Regions from separate parts of the Homo sapiens genome. Here regions 2, 3 and 4 are each linked to region 1. The links are chromatin loops, found by intact Hi-C in ENCODE. Cell type or tissue: PC-3. All regions are shown on one strand. Region 1 holds the start of ADGRG2 (adhesion G protein-coupled receptor G2). Region 2 overlaps ADGRG2 (adhesion G protein-coupled receptor G2). Region 3 has its middle 9.2 kb from the start of PDHA1. Region 4 overlaps ADGRG2 (adhesion G protein-coupled receptor G2).

Region 1 (5,000 bases):
TTACAGGGGCAAGCCACTGTGTCTGGCTACCAGTTTTTGATAAAGCTAAACTTACCATATGACATAGCACTCTTACTTCTAGGTATTTACCTAAGTGAAATAGAGGTTTATATTCACACAAAAAGCTGTATGTGAATATTTATATTGCCTTTATTCACAATAATCAATAGCTGGGGCTACAGGCATGCACCGCCATGCCTGGCTGATTTTTTTTTATTTTTTATTTTTACAGAAATGGAGTCTCACTATGTTGCTCAGGCTGGTCTTGAACTCCTGGGCTCAAGCAATCCCCTCACCCCAGCCTCCCAAAGAGCCTTAAAGTCCTTTTTTAAACAGCAAGTTTGTTTAAAGGAAAAGCATACTTACTCTGGTATCACGCTTAACTTTAGAAATTCAAGCAACTGTTAATATGAGATAGACATATATTAACTTGTTATTGACGTGAGACATACATACAGAAAAGTGCTCATAGATCCGTTTAAACTGTACCCAGATCAAGAAGCCAGACATTACCTGTAAGCCCTTCTTATTCTCCAGTGACCGCTATCCTAACAGCATAGGTTAGTTTTGCCTGTTTTATCCTTTACAGAAACAAAATCATATAGTGTCTGTGTTTTTGGGCCTGACTTCTTCACTCAACATTGTTTCAGAGGTTCATCTATATTAAGCATAGCAGTGGTTCATGCAGTCTCATTGCTGTCTGGGATTCCGCTTTGTGACTATACCATCACAATGTCTGCGATCCATTCTGTTGGTGGGCATCTGGGTCATTTCCAATCTGGGCTATTGCAAATATACTGGTATGATATTCTAGTTCATATCCTTTGGTAAACATACACACTGATTGAGGTTGTGTGTACATCCAGAAGGGGAATTGCTGGTCAGAGGGTAGTTGTACTCTCAGCTTTAATAGATTCTGCCAAAGAGTTTTCCAAAATGCTTGTAAAAATTTACACTCCCACTAGCGGTGTATGAAAATTCTTTAGGTATGAGGTCTATGTAAAGCAAAAATAAAGAAGTTAATATGCAAAAGTTATATGTAAGTTAAAAATACGTGTTAAGTTCATTCAAACGGAACCAATTTAACCCGTTGGAGTAATACCGGGTGTGTTTATTTAATACACCATTTTCCCCTTCATCAAAACTTTTAATTTATGTAACCTGGATGAGCTTCCTGACTCTACTCTCCCTTAATCCAATCAGTTAAAAGTCTCTCTGAAAAGACTGTCCATTCATTTATTCAGTTAGAATGTTGTGAGTGTTAATAAACTGGTGTTTGCAAAACAAATTCAACCCCTCCTGCAAAGCAGAATATACATCTCGCCCATCATGTGTCTAAAATGGCAGAGTCAGCCAGGATATGCCTTAAAGATCTGCACTTGATAACCATCGCGTCTCCAGGGCTGTGAATGCAATTCAGAATCCAGAATTTTGTTCTAGTTGTAAAGGAAAAATGGTATATTCTCCCGCAGGTTTAACGAAAGAGAACGATGCCTTTAAAACGACAAAGCATTTTGCAAACACAGGTGTTATTCGACTATAAAGGCGGCGGGGGAGGGGGGCAGTAAAATGAGCCGGAAAGGGAATTCAGAGCGCTTATTTTTTCCCTGGTCTCTACAACTAATTCGTATTGTAGAACTGAGCCTCCATTTTCCCATCTGTAAAATAGGGTACTTTGACAAATTGCTTAGGGGATCTGTAAGTCCTATCCAGATCTAGTTTTTATTCTATGACCATGCAGGAGGAGAGATGCTGAGACAGAAAGGTAGAGGGGACCAGGGACAACTCACTTTATATACCCCCTCCACCTCGACCCCCAGCAGGCAGAGCGCCCGAGATCCCGGTTTCTGGGAACCCGGTGTATTTCCAGTCCTTCACCAGGAAAACCATCGAACTGAATCCTTTACTGGGACATTTCTCGTTTACTGCTCTCTCCAAATTCCCCTCTCAAGTGGTCTGACATCTGATCTCCGGATTCAGGAATATCTTGGTAGAAGTGCGCCCTCGGGGCTCCCACCCATTACAGCGTGCGACACTGAAACGGGCATATGGGTACCGGGGCGAGCCCTAAAGGTGAGCCGCTGAGTCTGGAGGTTGGGGTCCGTTGGGGTCCCCAAGGAGGAGCTCGCTGGGCTGGACGCCGGGCATCTGAGGGTCCCGCAGTGCCTGGAGCCCAGGAGCGCTGCGGGGCCCCCGGCTGCGGTGGGGTGGGCGGCCGAGCTCGCCGCCCCCGCTTCTCCCCGGCCCCTGCCCCTGCCCCGAGCTCCCAGCCCGGCTTCGGCCGGCCGCGCTGCCCGCTCCCCCTCCTCCCTCCGCGCCCCGCCCGCTCCCCACCTCCGCGCCCAGCCTCGCCGCCGCCGAGCGCCCGACGCGCCACGCCGCGCTGGGCAGCTGGAGAGCTGGCGGCGGAGCGGGCCGGGAGCGGCGGGGGCGGCGCCGAGGCCGCGGGCGGGGGGAGGAGGGCCGCAGCCCCGGAGAGGGGAAAAGGCGGGCCGGACGGCGCCAGCAGCCAGCCCCGAGGACGCGAGCGGCAGGTAAGCGCTCGGCGCCAGGACGGGTCTGGCCCCTTGGGGTCCTGAGACCCAGACTCGCACAGCCGGCCACGGGCGCTGGAGGCTCGGGCGCAGCGTCTAGCCCCGGAGGGCGGCGGGCCAGCGGGCCGGCGGGACGAACGCGCCTTCCGCCCGGCTGCTGTTCCTAGCCGGGGCCCGGGAACATCCTGAAAGGCGGAGGCGTAGCTCCCAGCCCCGGGGCTAGTTCCCCGACTGGGGGAGCCCGCGCGCCGTGGGAAAGGAGGCTCCAAGGGGAGACGCGCGTCTCCAAAACCTTCGGACGGAGCCGTACTTTCCCCAACCCGCGGGAAACTGAGCCACGAGCCTGACTCGCGCGGGTGGTGTGCTAGACGCCAACTCCCGGGAGCCCGGCTCCGCGCGCCTGGTCGGGCTGCGGCGGTGCTGGCGGAGCGCGAACGCGCCCGGGCCCCGGACGGCTTGGGGCGGCACCACTCGGCGCGGCCCCGAACAGGTGGCCCCGGGCACCGAGGGACGGAGCGGCGGCCCGGAGCCAGGGGGTGAGCACGCCGGGGAAGGAGGGGGCTCGTGGTCTCGGAGTGAGCGCATTTCGGCAGGGACTCGAGTTTCGAGGCTCCGAAACCCGATAAAAAGTGAGGGGGAAGAAGAGAGCTGACCTCCCGAGAGCCAGACGAAGCAGGGGACAGGTTTTCCGTGGCTGCTTCGACAGTGACAGTCTGTACTGTGCACGATAATCCCCCAGGGATCCCGTTAAAATGAGATTCTGATCCCGCAGGTCTGGGGTGGGGGCCGAGCGTCTGCATTTCTAAGAAGCTCCCAGTGGCTGCTGATGCTGTTCCATGGACCACACTTTATCCGGCAGGCCCTACGGAAGTACTTTTTGTCCAGCAGGCTGAAAACCTTAGGAAAAGTGGGAGATTGGGAGACGAGGTCCTAAGACTTTACAGTATGTATAGCTTTAATACCTCTTTGCCACCTCTACCCCCAAACGCACGCAAAAACACTTGCTACTATAAAGGCCAAGGGAAACTTTCCCTTCGCCCCCTGAAGGTTCGCTTGAAAAATTAACTGACAAAGACAGATTGATTGGAGAAAAGGCATGCAAATGTATTAATGTGTCCACGGGGAGAGAACAATAGAGTGATTACCCCCAGCCCCCCAATGGGGTACAGAAGCATGTAGATTATCTTGAGGTTACAGAAAGAAAGGGGTCTCAACGCATGGCCCCAAACAGGTTATGGTGGTAAAAGAGGTTGTGAGAGGGGGAGAAGAGGAGGCTTGGCCAGCAAAAATGGTCTGGAGATGTCAATGAAACCTCACAGGTGGCAGCCCTCAGAGAGAATAAACAGTAAATGTTTCTTTCAGACCTTTAAAGGGGTCAGATCCTCAGTTAATTTCTCTTAGATCTGGACAAGGGAGGACCTCGATAAAGCCTGGCTACATCCGTGCAGATTCTCTACAAATGCAAATCTTCCGCACCAAGGACAGCTTTGCATTAGCTCTACTGGCTGGCTTTCTAAATACGTCAATATTTAGAAATATGTCAACTATTTCAAAATATGTCAAAGAAATATATTTTGGGGTAAAATGATTTGATTTCCTTCACTACTCATTTAATAGCGAAATATTTTACTTTTCTTACCAACTTTCTAGCCAAATACATGATCTGATAGCAGGGCTGGCTTCATGGACATGCATCCTGCACTTGGTTTAATGCTGAAATTCTTAATTTTTGAACAAGGGGCCTCTCCTTTTCATTTTGCACTGGGTCCCACAAATTATGTAGCTGATCCTAATAGTCACCATACGTGGAAAGAGAACCCATTTTTTGATCAGGGTTTGAGATGGTGGGTGATGGAGAGTAGAGGTTTATTAAGGGAAGACTAGCTAGATGTTGCAGTTATCTCCAATCTTTCTCAACTCCTCTTTGGCTATCTGAAGAGATAAGTCTAAGAGCATACCCAGGCATGCATGGTGTGACAAAATTTATTACTTTATTAATATCAACAGTTAACAGTTTATTAGGAGCTTAATTATTGATAGACAATACAATTAAGTTTGATATTGAAATAATTTTGTAAGTTTATTGACAAGTTGTGTGTTATTTTCAAAGGATTGGGGAGTCTCTATTTAGCATCTCATAAAATTTTGCTTAGTTAAGATCTAAGATGAGCTGGACATTGCTTGGTTTGGCAGCTTTCACAGCTCAAATGCAAAGCTGGAAAACAAAAAGTGGCCAAATTTTGTAGCTTTTCAGGAGTATTCTTTTACAGGGCCTCAGCGTGATGCCAGCCCGGATCGGATTCCCTTCTGCTTTTATCACTCCCACATCTCTGCAAGGTGACTTTCATTAAAAGGGGGATAGAGCATATTTAGCTACTGAAAAACACTGAAGAAAGGCAGGGCCAGCATCAGTATTTTGTCTGTGAAGAAATCTTGCCCAAAAAACACAGATTCCAGGTGTGTGTA
Region 2 (5,000 bases), 110 kb after region 1:
ATTTTATCACCTGTTTTAGACAATTGCTCTTTTAAATGCAGTGTAGGAACCGTGATACTTAATGGTTCTGAGCTGCCACCTTGCTTTGTTCTTGACCGTGCATTTTTCTTACTCCTTTTCCTTTTGTCTCTCCTAGAACACTGCTGCTGTTCTGTCAGGATACCCTGCCCTTCCTCCCCAGAAGAGTTGGAAAAGCTTCAGTGGTATGTAACAAACATGCTGACCCTTCTCCTTAAAAAAAAAAAAAAAAAAATCACCATGCTAGCTAAGGAGTTTTAGAATTTTGGGAGTAAAGAAGGCTTTCAATTTTAGGGAAAATGCAGTTTTCTGCAGTATGAAGTTTCCACTTGGACCACTGCCTTAAACCAGTGGTTTGAAATCTTAGCTGCACATTAGAATCACCTGGGGAGCATTAAAAACACTGACTCCCAAGACTCACCAACTAAATGTTTTGTCATTTTAAAAACATGTTTGACGGTCTGATAGGTGAGAAATGGTAGCTCAGTGTTACTTTAATCAACATTTCCTTACTAAGGCAGAGTCTGAACATTTTTTCATATATTTGGGGGCTGTTTTGTATCTTTTTGTGAATTACATGTACATGTCTTTTCTGTATTTTTTCTAATTGATATCTGATCCATTATTTAAGAGTACTTTAGCCGGGCACGGTGGCTTACGCCTGTAATCCCAGCACTTTGGGAGGCCAAGGTGGGCGGATCACGAGGTCAGGAGATCGAGACCATCCCGGCTAACACGGTGAAACCCCAGCTCTACTAAAAATACAAAAAAAAATTAGCCGGGCATGGTGGCGGGCGCCTGTAGTCCCAGCTACTCAGGAGGCTGAGGCAGGAGAATGGCATGAACCTGGGAGGCGGAGCTTGCAGTGAGCCGAGGTTGCGCCACTGCTCTCCAGCCTGGGTGAAAGTGCAAGACTCCGTCTCAAAAAAAAAAGTACTTCATATATTGTGCATATTAGCTCTTTATATGCATATCTATGGTATATGTTGCAAATATTTTCTCCCAGTATTTTAGTTGTCTTTTGACTTTATCATGTTTTTTGTCATGGAAATTTTGAAACAATTTTATGTAGTTAAATACGAAAAAGTTCATCTTTTCCCCAGTGATCTGAGATGTCACCTTTGTCTTATACTAAATTTTGATAGACATTTGGGTCTAATTCTGGATGTTAGATGTTAACACTGGGTGACCAAGCTGCGTGGGAGGTATACAGAGCTGTTTGTATTGTTTTTATAGTATTTCTGTAAACCTAAAATTAGTTCCAATAAAAAGTTAAAAAAAAATACTGATTCCCAGTCACCAGGCTCAGAGATTCTGATTTAATTGGCCTGGGATATAGCCTAGGCATTAAGGCCCTTCTGGACCAGGCAAGGTAGCTCACGCCTGTAATCTCAGCACTTTGGAAGGCCCAGGTAGGAGAACTGCTTGAGCTCAAGAGTTCAAGATCAGCCTGGGTGAGATCTCATTTCTACTAAAAAATTAAAAAAAAACAAACAAACAAACAAACAAAAAACTGGGCATCGTGGCACGTGCCTGTAGTCTGAGGTGGGAGAATCACTTGAGCCCAGGAACTCAAGGCTGCAGTGAGCTATGTTCATGCCACTGCACTCCAGCCTGGGCAACAGAGCAACACGCTGTCTCAAAAAAAATAAAAATAAAAATAAAAATAAAAGCCCTGCTGGCGATTCTAATGTGCAACCAAAGTTGAGAATTGATGCCTTAAAATCATTGCTCCAATGGAGGGAAACTGGGAGATGGGTGCTCCAAAACAGCAAAAGACTCTGAAAGTCACACATGATGTGACCACAGGTGTATACATAGAAAAAAACAGGGAGGACAGGAATGAAAATGTTCACTGTGGTTCCCCATGAGTGACCTGCCTGCTGGCATTATGAGTTTTGTTTGTTTTTTTTTTTTACTTTTTCTTTTCTTTCTTACTTTGCAGCATTTTCTATATTCTTCTACAATCAGATAAAAATTGTATTTGGAAAAAAAGGACTTAAAAAAATCTGTGTAGCTTCTCAGATGGGAAGAGAAGGCTAAGTGTAGCCTGTCTGCCCTTTGTGGGCCAGATTTCTGGGATATACTAATATTAAAACGTTGGACCTTGAGGAACAGGTAAAAGTCTTTGGTTAAGGATTTGTAGCAGGATTTTCTGCAATAGAAAGTAAAGAGTAACATGCCCCATTCAGCTTCACATGCCCCATTAAGCTGGAGCATTGAGCCCCATTTTGGGGATAGAGTTTCTGGAAGCATTGGGATCGGATCAGAAGAGCATCCCTCTTTTGACGCAGCCCCACTGACCCCTAGTGGCTGCCCCTAGTGGTTAAGAAGAAGAAACAGGAATAGAAAAGGGGTCAGGATGTGAAACTGATGTCCAGTTAGGGCTCAGTCATTAACTAGCTGTGTATCCGTGTTCCAGAGCAGATGCTTTTTTACCTTCAGCATCTCAGATCAAATGAAGAAGTGAGTTAGAGCTCTGTAAAATTAGGAAATGGACTGGATCAACACTTCTCAAATATCACCGTGCACATCCATCACTCAGGATCTTGTTAAAATGCAGATTCTGATCCAGTAAGGCCTGGGCCTGAAAGTCTGCATTTCTGACAAGCTCCTCAGGTGAAGCCAGTGTTGCTGGTTCATGGACCCCACTTTGAGCACCGAGGGTCTGTATAGAGACTGTAGAGCAGTGCTAGTGGTTCTCAATCCTGGCTGCATGTTGAAATCCTCTGGAGCGTTTTAAAAACATTGATGCAGCTGGGCATGGTGGCTCACGCCTGTAATCTCAGCACTTTGGGAGGCCGAGGTGGGAGGATTGCTTGAGGCCAGGAGTTCGCGACCAGCCAGGGCAACATAGTGAGACCCTGTCTCTACAAACAGTTTTTAAAAATTAGCCGGGCAGGGTGATGTACACCTGTAGTCCCAGCTGCTTGGGAGACTGAGGTAGGAGGGGTCACTTGAGCCTGGGGAGTGGAGGCTGCAGTGAGTCATGATCATGTCACTGCATTCCAGCCTGGGTGATAAAGCAAGACCCTGTCTCTGAATGAATGAATGAATGAATTTAAAAATACATCGATGGGTGGGGGGAGGGGGGAGGGATAGCACTGGGAGATATACCTAATGCTAGATGACGAGTTAGTGGGTGCAGCGCACCAGCATGGCACATGTATACATATGTAACTAACCTGCACATTGTGCACATGTACCCTAAAACTTAAAGTATAATAATAATAAATAAATAAATAATAAAAAATAAAAAATAAAAACAAAAATACATCGATGCCTGCCTCCCACCCTCAGAGACTGGTGTAGGATGTGGCCTGGGCTTCCCAGTTTTTAAAAACTCCTGGGTGGGGTGGTTCTAATGTGCAGCCAAGTTCGAGAACCACTGGGCTAGAATTAGATGCCCACCCAGGGTCTTTCTAATATGTTGGTTCTTAGGTTTAACTGTACATTAGAAATACCTGGGGTATTTTTAAAACATACTGATGTGTCAAGGTGGCCTTCTAGGGTGCTGGAAATGCTCTGCTTTGATCTAGGTGGTGATTATATATAAAATTCGTCAAGCTCTAAATCTAAGATTAGTACACTTTATGCAGGCTACACCGCAGTAAAGAAGCACATTAAAATGCCATGCATTAAAATGGGCACTGCGCCCACCGCCAGAGGTTCCAGGTCAGCTGGTTTGGAGTGGGAGCCCAGGCATCGGTGCCGAGGTACTCTGAGGGGTTCAGATGTACTGCTGGCATTGCCCACCACTGCTCTGCCGCTTCCCTGTGTGCCTCACAGTGGATGGAGGGCTCTGACTAGCATAAATGACAGGAGTAGAAGGCAACCTCTTCACAGTTGAGCCCAGTGAACGGGGCCTTCTGAAGGCCCCCAGATAAGCTGAAGAAAATTTAATGTATACTTTGCAAAGCACCTTTACCCCAACTTGGCCAGGTGGGTTGCTACAGTGTACAGTTTAGGGAATGGAGCCTGAGAGATGTTGGGTAAATTGTCCACAGGAGTAGTGAAAGCTGGAGCCCTAGTGAAGGTTGTTTGTTCGTTTGTTTGTTTGTTTCTGAGACAGAGTTTCGCTCTTTCACCCAGACTGGAGTGCAGTGGTACAATCTTGGCTCACTGCAACCTCCGCTACCCGGGTTCAAGTGATTCCCCTGCCTCAGCCTCCCGAGTAGCTGGGATTATAGGCACCCGCCACCACGCCTGGCTAATTTTTGTATTTTTAGTAGAGACAGGGTTTCGCCATGTTGGCCAGGCTGGTCGCAAACTCCTGACCACAGGTGATCCACTGCTTCGGTCTCCCAAAGTGTTGGGATTACAGGCGTGAGCCATCGTGCCCAGCCAAGTCTAGGCTTTTTGACTCATGATGTTTCTGACTGTCTGACACCCTTTATCCTCACTGCCCCGAACCTCAGGGGATGCAGGGAGGCCTGTGGCCAAGTGACCAGCCAGACTGGACCAAGCAGGCTTTTCTTTTTATAGATGTGACTTGCTTTAGGCCCCTTGACCTAATATTCCTCCCTCTTCTCACCCTAGAGAAGCTCTAAGAACACATTCTTGTTGGTGTTCTAAGTCTCCATCTGACACTAGATCGATCAGAGGCTTCCTTGAGTAAATATTCCCTGGGTAATAATTTGTTGCTCCTCCTCTAGTTGTTCCTCCCTAGATCTCTCAAGACTGATGGATCTTGTGCCAGAGAGTAGGTGAGGACTTCTCCACCTTTGATGCCCATGAAAATCACCAGAGAGTTTAGAAAATACATATGCCCCATCCCAAGACCAGCTGAATCAAACACAGAGGAGTGGGCCATAGAAATCTATATACACATATGTTTTAAAAAGTGTTCTGGGCCAGGCACAGTGGCTCACGCCTGTAGTCCCAGCACTTTGGGAGGCTGAGGCGGGCAGATCATCGGAGGTCAGGAGTTCGAGACCAGCCTGGCCAACATAGCAAAACCCCATCTCTACTAAAAATACAAA
Region 3 (5,000 bases), 210 kb before region 1:
TCAGTCCCCTTTGTTCAGTCCCCCTAGGTCCGTGCGGGTTACACTGAGCCAGGGAGGGTACACTTGAACCCAGGAGGCAGAGGTTGCAGTGAGCTGAGATCACGCCACTGCACTCCAGCCTGGGTGACAGAGTGAGACTTCGTCTCAAAAAAATATATATATATGCAGTTGGCTCAAAAGACTCTCAGGGCCGCCAGCCCTCGTGTGAATAGAGTCTAACCGTCTGACAAGCCACCTGTTTGGGTCTGCCTGGGATCAACACTTCATGAAGAAGCTTGTCACGGTTCCCAGAAGGAGAGAACAGGCCCTTGCCAAGCTTAAGGGAACAGGATGTATGGCACATTTTGTGCCTGCATAAATAAATGATCTGGATAGAATTCTGTCTATGACTTCTTTTTTTGTAGCATAATAGGTTATAGAGAAGGAAGGAGACAAAGAGCTTCATCTGCTTTAATTGTGGGACACAACCCTATTTATCCAACTGACATGGTGTCAAAGGGCCACATTCATTCACTCGTCCAACAGATATTTCAAGAGTGCCTATTCTAGGATGCAGGGCTATAAAAACCAGACAAAACCCTACATTGTAAAGTGACTTAGATCAGGTTGTAAAAACTGTTTTCAAAAGCAACTGGTAGATTTAATCAAAAGATATCCCGAGCTGCACACAGTGGCACATGCCTGTGGTCCCAGCTACTCAGGAGTCGGGAGGATCACTTGAGCACAGAGTTTGAGACCAGCCTGGGCAACATAGTGAGACCCCAACTCAAAAAAAAAAAAGGTATCCTGAGTTCTTTGGAAAGGCTCCAGAAAGCCAAGATTTCAAATCTCTACAGTTCTTCAAAGATGAAAGAATTGCGAAAATCATATAGGAAAGAACCCACTTATGTGGGCAACTAAAATTTAAGGAGTTGAGGACTTAGTAATTCTCAAAGTGCACCTCAGACAAGCAGCATCAACACAAACTGGGAAATCTGTTAGAAATGCACGTTCCCAGACCCCATCCCAAACCTCCTGAATAAGAAACTCTGGGAGTGGAAACCTGCAATCTTTGATTTAAAAAGTTCTCCGGGCTGGACACGTTGGCTCACGCCTGTAATCCCAGCATTTTGGGCGGCTGAGGTGGGAGGACTGCTTGAGGTCAGGCATTTGAGACCAGCCTGGCCAACATGGTGAAACCCCACTGCTACTAAAAATACAAAAATTAGTTGGGCGTGGTGGTGCACCTGTGGTCCCACCTACTTGGGAGGCTGAGGCAGGAGAATCGCTTGAGACTGGGAGGTTAAGACTGCAGTGAACTGTGATCACACCACTGCCCTCCAGCCTGGGTGCTAGAGCAAGACCCTGTCTCAGAAATAAAATAAAATAACAAGCTCTCCAGGTATTTTGGATGCCAAGTTTGAGGACCATAGATGTACTTTTTAACAAAGGACAATTCCGCCAGGTGGCATTCCAACATGAGAAATAACAAACAGATCTGTTCTGCAGTTTCAGAAAAATTCCACCAGGTGACTCACTAACCTGCGTACAGCCGTCCCCTTTATCCACGGTTTTGCTTTCTGCAGTTTCCGTTATCCACGGTCAACCTCTGCCAAAAATATTAAACAGAAAATTCTAGAAATAAACAATTCATGTTTAAAATTACATACTGTTCTGAGTAATGTGATGAAACCTCGCACCGTCCTGCTCTGTCCCGCCTAGGCTGTGAATCAGTACTTTGTCCACGGTATCCACACTGAATATGCTACCCCTCATTCGTCACTTAGCCATCTTGGTGATTAGATGGAAAAAGCCAGTATACAGAGAGCTTAGTACTATTCAAAAGTTTCAGGCATTCACTGGGGGACTTGGAACATATCCCCTGAAGATAAGGGTTGGCAGGGACCACTATAGTGGGAAAAACATATTTGTCCTGCAATTACGCGACAATTCTACCTGGTGGCACTCTAACCTGAGTAATAGGGAAGACCCTCATAAGCAATTGCAGGCAAATTCCATCAGGGGGCGATGTAATCAGAGTAATAAGAAAAACATATCTGTGTGCAATTACAAGAAAATGTTACTAGGTGGCACTCCAATCTCATTAATAAGAAAAACACCGCTACACCCCAGCCCGGACAACAGAGCCAGACTATTTCAAACAGAAAAAAGAAAAAAATCTCACCGGGTGCGGTGGCTCACGTTTGTAATCGCAGCACTTTGCGGGGGCCAAGGTAGGCGGATCACTTGAGGCCAGCAGTTGGAGACCAGTCTGGCCAACATGGCGAAACCCCATCTCTATTACAAAAGTACAAAATATGTCCCGGCGCGGTGGCTCACGCCTGTAATCCCAGCACTTTGGGAAGCCAAGGTGGGCGGATCACGAGGTCAGGCTTCTGAGACCAGCCTGGCCAACATGGTGAAACCCCATCTCTACTAAAAATACAAAAATTGGCTGGGCATGGTGGCGCGTGCCTGTAATCCCAGCTACTCGGGAGGCTGAGGCAGGAGAATCGCTTGAACCAGGGAGTTGGAGATTGCAGTCAGCTGAGATCACGCCACTGCACTCCGTCTCAAAAAAAATAAAAATAAAATAAAGAGTACAAAAAATTAGCCAGGCGTGGTGGTGTGCACCTGTAGTCCTAGCTACTCTGGAGACTGATGGGAGGATCACCTGAGCCTGGGAGGTGGAGGCTGCAGTGAGCCGAGTGCATGGCGCCACTGCACTCCAGCCCAGGCGACAGTGAGAACCTGTCTCAAAAAAAAAAAAAAAAAAAAAAAAAAAAAAAAAAAAAAAATCTGCCCTACAATCCTGCAATTTACATGACAACCCCACAGGGGGCATTCTAACATAAGAGATACAAAAATATATTCTGCAATTACACAAAATTCCACATGATGACACTCTAACACAACAAATTAAAAATTGTTATGCAATTATGTAAAAAGTCCACATCTAACATAAGAAATAAAAAGCCAGCTCTGCAGTTACATAAGAATTCCACAGGTGGTGCTGTAACATAATGAGAAAATTTGTCACGTGTCTGGAATTCTCTTGGAATTTAGTCAAGAACCATATTAATACATGGTGATAAACTTATAGAATTTATTTACTTGGTAAATTAAAATGTAAGTTAAAATTTAGTACATATGATTTGAATATATCTTAATATAGGGCTTATTCTTTGCATTTTAATGACTTGTTTGCACATTATTCCTACCAGTAGTAGATCCTCTGGGGCAGAAATCAAATAATCTAATTTTTCAATCTCCTCAACCTCTACTACAGTAGTTGATGCATAATAGGAAGAATGAATTAAAAACGTGAGGCTGGACATGGTGGCTCATGCCTGTAATCTGAGTACTTTGAGAGGCCGAGGTGGCAGATCACCTGAGGTCAGGAGTTCGAGACCAGCCTGGCCAACATGGTGAAACCCCGTCTCTACTAAAAATACAAAAACCAGCTGGGCGTGGTGGCAGGCGCCTGTAGTCCCAGCTACTTGGGAGGCTGAGACAGTTGGACGGGTAGGGGGAAATGTGATCAAGACTGGAATAACGATGTTCTTTTCAATGCCTTCAAGTTGAGATTTTTTTTAAAAAATAGTGAACTAAAACATAAGCAAAATTAAGTTTATTTTTAAAAAGTAAGACCTGTAGTCCTAGCTATTTGGGAGGCTGAGGTGGGAGGATCACTTGAACCCGGGCTGTAGTGATCTGAGATTGCACCACTGCACTCCAGCCTAGGCGACAGAGTGAGACCCTGTCTCAAAAAAAAGAAACTCAGTAAGAAAATTAGGTTTGATTGTGCTTTCAGAAGCTATTGAAACTATTTCAGTAACTTAGTTATTCAGGAACATGGTTTTCCAATTAACTGGGTTGATGGCCCAGAGGAGCCTGGAAAAGCTGCCTTTAGGGTCCCCACAGGATTCATCCCAGAAGGGAGTGTCTCACTCTGCCCAAGGCTGGGCTGCACCAGCAGCTGCAGAAGGACAAGGCAAGGGCCCGGTGATTTGCAGACCAGACACACTCGAGGCCAGGCTGGAGCTCGCTTAGGAAACCTGGGAAGCAGCCAAGCTCCCTTCCTGCCAGCTGGAGGCTCTTTCTGGTGCTAATTGCTGCCTCCTCCTTTTTGAGATCCCCCGAAGCCACAGAGTCCTGTTCCCTCATTCCATCAAAGCCTGCTTTCCTGGAGGCTCACCAGCTAATGTACCCCTGATTATTTCCAGTTCCACAGCCCGAAAGCTGTTTCTAAATCGGAAATCCGAATCTTCTGTCCTGACCGGCCTCTCCGTCTGACTGCCCTCAAGTTCACGGTCACACTGCTAACTTCAGGTCCAGTCTCCCTCACCACCTTCTGTTTTGCCTTTGGGAAGGGAATTTGCGTTTTCTTCCCAGCTAAAGACCTAAACTCCAAAGAAATCTCAAATGGTGGTGTTTTAGGCATCAGCCACTGATTAGGGATTGGTCAAAGACAAATCCAGGGCTCTTCCTGGCACTGGGCTGCGCTTTGGCCCCTGGTCTGCATTGCTCACACAGCTGGGAACTCCTGGGGCCCTGGGCTTTGACTCGCAGGGATGTTACAAGATGCCGTATTAGCCTATTTAAAAATCAAAATGGGTGTCCAGCGCCCTGGCATTCATGGTCTCTGTCATCAGTCACCGCTTCACACCCTGGAGCTTTGCAAAGCCCTGAGTGCCACACTACCGCCACTCCTCAGCTGTGCTCCACGGCACCTGAGCTTTCCCACACAGTTCTAGAGCCTTCTTCTAAACAGGACTGCGTCTGTCACTGCCTCCACCTCTGCACCTAGTTGGGCCACGCTTGTCCATGTCTCTCATCTGGGCTTCTTGCGGAGGTTAAGTAGCAGCCTTGTCCTGCTCCTGTCCACTCTCTATGCGGCAGTCAAGGGTGTCTTCCAAAAGCATAAACCAGATCTTGTCCCTCCCCTGCTTAATGCGCACCGGTGCTTTCCCACTGCAATTAGAGTAAAAGCCAGAGTTCTTACCAGGACCTATTAAGGC
Region 4 (5,000 bases), 82 kb after region 1:
AGAGCCCTGTACATTTCATGATGAAAGAGACCAGCCCTGGGCTGGTCCAACCCCTCATCTACTTTTTTTTTTTGAAACAGAGTTTGGCTCCGTCGCCCAGGCTGGAGTGCAGTGGTGTGATCTCAGCTCACTGCAACCTCCGCCTCCTGGGTTCAAGCAGTTCTCATGCCTCCGCCTCCCAAGTAGCTGGGATTGCAGATGTGCACCACCACGCCTGGCTAATTTTTATATTTTTAGTAGAGACGGGGTTTCGCCATGTTGGCCAGGCTGGTCTCGAACTCCTGGCCTCAAGTGATCCTCCCACCTCGGCCTCCTAAAATGCTGGGATTATAGATGTGAGCCACTGCGCCCAGCCTTATCTACATTTTGATCAAGTTTCAGCTCTTGATTATAAGCCCACGCCTATCAAACTCAGGGATGGAGGACCAGTTTTGTGAGTTTCCCAGAAAACTTCCTTCTCTGCTCTGGCTCTTCTCTTACCCTTGACTTGTCCATTTTTTTCTAATAAGTAAGAAAGAGGTGAAACTCAAATCAGCCCCCTGTGTGTACACAGCTGTGGTCAACAGATTTGGCAGTGGAGAAGGTTGGAACTATGGCCATCCACCGGGCAAAATTGTCAGTGAAGCAATGTTAGCCTCTGTTGCCCCTCGACGTCACTCTCCATCCCTCTTCTCTGGTACCTAACTCTTCCCAGGTGCCTTCATCCTGCTCCCCGCCTTTGCCAGGTGCCTGCCCTTCTTCACTTTACCTGCCCACACTGACAGGTGTCATTCTGAGGGTAGTCCATATTGAATGTTGATTTTACCCAGGGCTTTCCCACGTTGCCCAGTGTGGTAGCTCTTTGCTAGATGATCAGATGAATTCACCCAATTCAAATGAACTCATACTAAGATGTGAATGACTGATGACCCCTTCAGTGTTCCCAAAGGTATTTTTTCAATTAACCCTTTCAGGCTGGGCATGGTGGCTCACACCTGTAATCCCAGCACTTTGGGAGGCCGAGGTGAGTGCTTGAGCCTCAGGAGTTCAAGACCAGCCCTGGCAACATAGTGAGACCCCCATCTCCACAAAAAATAAAATAAAAAAATTAGCCAGGTGTGGTGGTGCGTACCTATGGTCCCAGCTATTCAAGAGGCTGAGGTGGGAGGATCACTTGAGCCTGGGATGTCTGAGGCTGCAGTGAGCCACAACCGCACCACTGCACTCCAGCCTGGGCAACAGAGTGAGACCCTGTCTCAAAAACAAAATTAACCCTTTAAAAGCTAACTCAACAGATTAGTGGAATATTAAAGTAGCATGAGAGATACAGAAGAACAGAGACTAAGGAAGAAGTAACTGCAATTAAATTAGGGCACCAAAGCACCTAGCCACTTGCCTACATTTGCCTTGTTGGCTGCAGGGTTATTGGGGAACTTGGGCACTCATTCAGTCCTGCTTTCGAGCCGAACTATGATTTTAATTATCCCAGAAAACAATCAGTACCCTACCATCATTTCAAGAAAATAGGCTCCTGGAGGCTACCAGGTATGTTTCACTGTGCAATGTTAGTTTGCAAACATACTTATTCTTTCCTATTAATTGTATCTCAAGATAACATTGTAAAAATATCCCTTTGTAATTAATTTTTTTAATGTATAAGATAACACCCCATGTGGGTCAGTATTTGGGGATGTAACACTTCTAAAGGGTAGTATAAATTGGTCCAAGTTTTCTCTAGGGCATTTTGCAAACAACATTTATGGAATTTCTGAAAGAAATAGCCACATATGTATGTAAAAATTTAGCCCAAAGGATTTATTGCAGCATTGTTTGTAATCATGAAAAATCATACACACCAAAATGCCCATTAAGAGGAAATTTGTTATATAGATAAATAGTACATACAACAATTGAAGTGCTATTCAGCCATCATAGATGGTGTTGTGGAAAATTGTTTGATGATATAGAATGACGTTCATGATATATTGTCATGAGAAAAATCAAGTTATAAATATTTTTGTGTGATATAATCCTTATACATACATATATATACATATAAACATATATGCATGTATCTGTATATATGTAAATATATACACATATAAACACATGCATATATCTATATATGTAAATATATATACACACATAGAGAAATAATATATACTAACATGTTAATGTCATTTTTCTCTGAGTGGTGAAATTATAGATGGTTTTTATTTTCTTCTTCTTGCTTATCTGTAATTTCTCGTTTCTCCAATATGTATGTATTATTTTCATAGATAGAAATATAGAATTACTTTTCTTTTAAGAGATCTGAGCATTTTCCCCAAATAAATAACTCAGCAGCTCTTGTAGTTTATAAACCCAGAGGTGTCTGATCTAGCTTAACTCATAAGAAAGAAATGGCTTAATAGATATAACGTCTGTGCTCAAAAGCAGCACAGTTAATGGAAGTTTAATTTATGCAAACATACACGTTAAAAAGTATTGATTAGGCTGTTGAAAATAATAGTAAATTAACATACTGCCCTCTTTTGGTAGCTATTTGTAATTCAGCTTACGTTCACTTCCATTAAAGATGTTAATCTCCTACAAATGTGTGCATAAATTAAACTAATTTTATCTTATTTTTTAAAATAAATTTTATTGTGCACATTTGAGGTTTATAACATGATGGGATGGAGTACATATGGATAGTGAAATTGTTACAGTAGTGAGGCTGATAAACATTCACATACTTTTTTTTAGTGACATGAGTAGCTGAAACCTACTTATTTGACAAAAAATCCTTAATATAGTACAATTTTATTGATTTTAGTCCTCATGAAACTAATTCTGAATCACCTCTTTTCCTCAACAGAAGATACTGATAATTCCAGTTTGTCACCACCACCTGGTAAGTTGTTTTTTTAGAACTCTGGGGAATTTCAGGAAAATATTATTCTGTAAGTTCTCTATGAAACATGGCATGTAGTCAGGTACAACAAAATTGTTTTCCTCCAAGAAGCTTAATTAGGTCATTAAGCCTACACCTGAAAAATCAATGCAAGCATAGACCAGAGGACAGTCATATTGATCCGTCCATATTGCGGGACAAAGCCAGGCAACAAATCACAGGGGACTAAATTGTTAGTTTTCATTACAGTAATTACTTAAGTTCAGCAGTTATTTTTAGTATTCTAGTTCACAAGTCTCTTGAAGAGTATCAGGAACATAAACATGCCAGATGTTTTTACATTTAAGGGAGGAGATGAGATGAGATGTTCACTTAAATATACACCCTCAGTACCTCCACTGAAAGGATATTTTTCACTAGGATTCTAAGGGCCCAGCACTCACCAGAATGGGAAGGCAAATACATTAGAACCCAGATTGGCAAGTGCCTGGAACAGAACCTGAATTCGAGACTGCTAGCTGGAATGGGACCTTAGGGATAAAGTGACCCAGCCCTGTCCATTAGTTGATGAGATAATGAAGCCTGGAGTGGCTGAGGAACTTCTCTAAGATCACACAGCTCCTTGCTCCACATCACACAGAGGCAGCACATGGCTTCTCTGACTCCTACTTCTGTATTCTTTTGGGTACACCATCTATTCCAGAACAATCTTTTATGATGGGGAGTGAGTCAACTCACATTCTTTCTGTAGTTGTGTGCAAATGAGCTTCTACTGTTATTGATTCATTATTTAAATCCAATTAATCACAATAGCTATACTTCTCATGCACTACTATGTATCTGGAAGCCTTCAGACATCTCCTCGTTCTCCTCTCAGTCTTGCAGCATAGGAAATATTCGTGTTATAGATGAGGAAACTGGGGCTTGGGGAGGATAAAACATGCTCGTGTTCACACATTCTCTGGAGCCAGATGACTTGAGTTGTAATTTGGCCACCACCTTCCTGCCTTCATTCCTAGCTGTGTGGTTTTGGGCTAGTTCCTTTAACCTTTCCATGCCTCAGTTTCCTCTCCTGTAAATTAGGGAGAATAATAGTAGCTGTTGTCGGGTAGTTGTGAAGACGGAATGAGATAACATATGTGCCAGGCACAGTGTAAACCCTTGGTAAGTGGTAACTATTATTTTTACGAGTTTTTGAGTAATGGGGCAAAGATTCAAACCCAGGACTGCAGGCCTCCAAAGTCCAAGCTCTTTTGATCTCGCCAATTTGCCCCCTAGTTGTTAAGCTTCTAGGGCACAATGAACCACTATATTTTTCTTCCAATAGAATAGTCCTTAGCAAACTGAATCATGGTGATATCTGCAAAACCTTGTTTGCATAGAATAGGGAATGGGACTCTGGGGGGACACACTGGGTCTAGTCACAGCCTGGCTTCTGGGTGCCCTGGGGGAGAGCAGTGCAAACTGGAAGGTAAGAGCCAGTGTAGCATCAAGGGATGGATGGGCAGCCATGCCCAGAGGTCTCTTCTTTGCACAGTGTCACCATTCATCAACATTCGGAAGAATTAATAGTCATTCCTTAAAAACTAGTTGTGGCCAATTATTTTGTTCTGCCCCAAGAGCAAAAAGGATTCTATATCTACACTTTGAATCTTATTGCTCAGGAACTGTCTTACTTCTCAAGAAATATCCTTGGTAATTTAAGAAATAAATAAATGTAGTAAATGACAAAATATGGAAACAATAATGTGGACAGACAGGGTGTGTGTGTTTCAGCCAACACAAGAGCAGTCTAAAGCAGGCCAGCCAAAGTGCCTTGACACACCCAACTTTGGTCCATACCAGCTGAAAATCAGGCTCCATACTGCAAAACTTATTTTAGTTATAAAATGTTGGTGTTTGCTTTTCCCATGTTTAGGTAGAGGTCAAGCCATTGAATCTTTTAAATATTTAAATATGCAAAATGTGTGTAGTAGATTGACTTCTTAGCTTAAGTGGAGTCATTCCACAGGAAATTTATCACTTGATTAATTGCCTTAATAGCAGCCATATTTTAAAATAACTTACCAGGAAATCTGGTTAGGTAGTACAGTATTGAGTGGTAGCAATTTTTTTAATCCTAAAT

The links. Peaks named below come from ENCODE experiments on the same cell type or tissue, not always from the same donor. Only the 100,000 strongest peaks of a DNase experiment are listed, where the experiment ranks them.
Region 2: a loop joins it to region 1, with 5 times the contacts of the local background. A loop is called at or near these places in 2 of 110 quality-filtered maps.
Region 3: a loop joins it to region 1, with 6 times the contacts of the local background. A loop is called at or near these places in 4 of 110 quality-filtered maps.
Region 4: a loop joins it to region 1, with 4 times the contacts of the local background. A loop is called at or near these places in 2 of 110 quality-filtered maps.

The regions. Positions count from the first base shown.
Region 1 is chrX:19,119,976-19,124,975 of GRCh38, reverse strand. ADGRG2 (adhesion G protein-coupled receptor G2) reads left to right here and starts at 2,508. Exons shown (of 29, transcript NM_001079858.3): 1 at 2,508-2,534. In PC-3, a CTCF peak has its summit at 2,739; no DNase peak of the experiment used is centred here; H3K4me3 peaks cover 1,576 bases; H3K27me3 peaks cover 2,021 bases.
Region 2 is chrX:19,014,802-19,019,801 of GRCh38, reverse strand. ADGRG2 (adhesion G protein-coupled receptor G2) reads left to right here. Exons shown (of 29, transcript NM_001079858.3): 15 at 137-203. All of the region lies in intron 2 of LOC101928415 (a long non-coding RNA gene), which reads right to left. Among named protein-coding and RNA genes, the nearest start is that of PHKA2, 33 kb to the right of the region's middle. In PC-3, a CTCF peak has its summit at 2,318 (motif pointing left); DNase peaks (open chromatin) are centred at 2,331 and 3,001.
Region 3 is chrX:19,332,209-19,337,208 of GRCh38, reverse strand. No RefSeq gene overlaps it. Among named protein-coding and RNA genes, the nearest start is that of PDHA1, 9.2 kb to the left of the region's middle. In PC-3, CTCF peaks have their summits at 1,816, 2,016 (motif pointing right) and 2,916; DNase peaks (open chromatin) are centred at 1,988 and 2,908.
Region 4 is chrX:19,038,064-19,043,063 of GRCh38, reverse strand. It overlaps ADGRG2 (adhesion G protein-coupled receptor G2), which reads left to right. Exons shown (of 29, transcript NM_001079858.3): 4 at 2,840-2,875. All of the region lies in intron 2 of LOC101928415 (a long non-coding RNA gene), which reads right to left. Among named protein-coding and RNA genes, the nearest start is that of PHKA2, 56 kb to the right of the region's middle. In PC-3, CTCF peaks have their summits at 2,472 (motif pointing left) and 2,491 (motif pointing left); no DNase peak of the experiment used is centred here.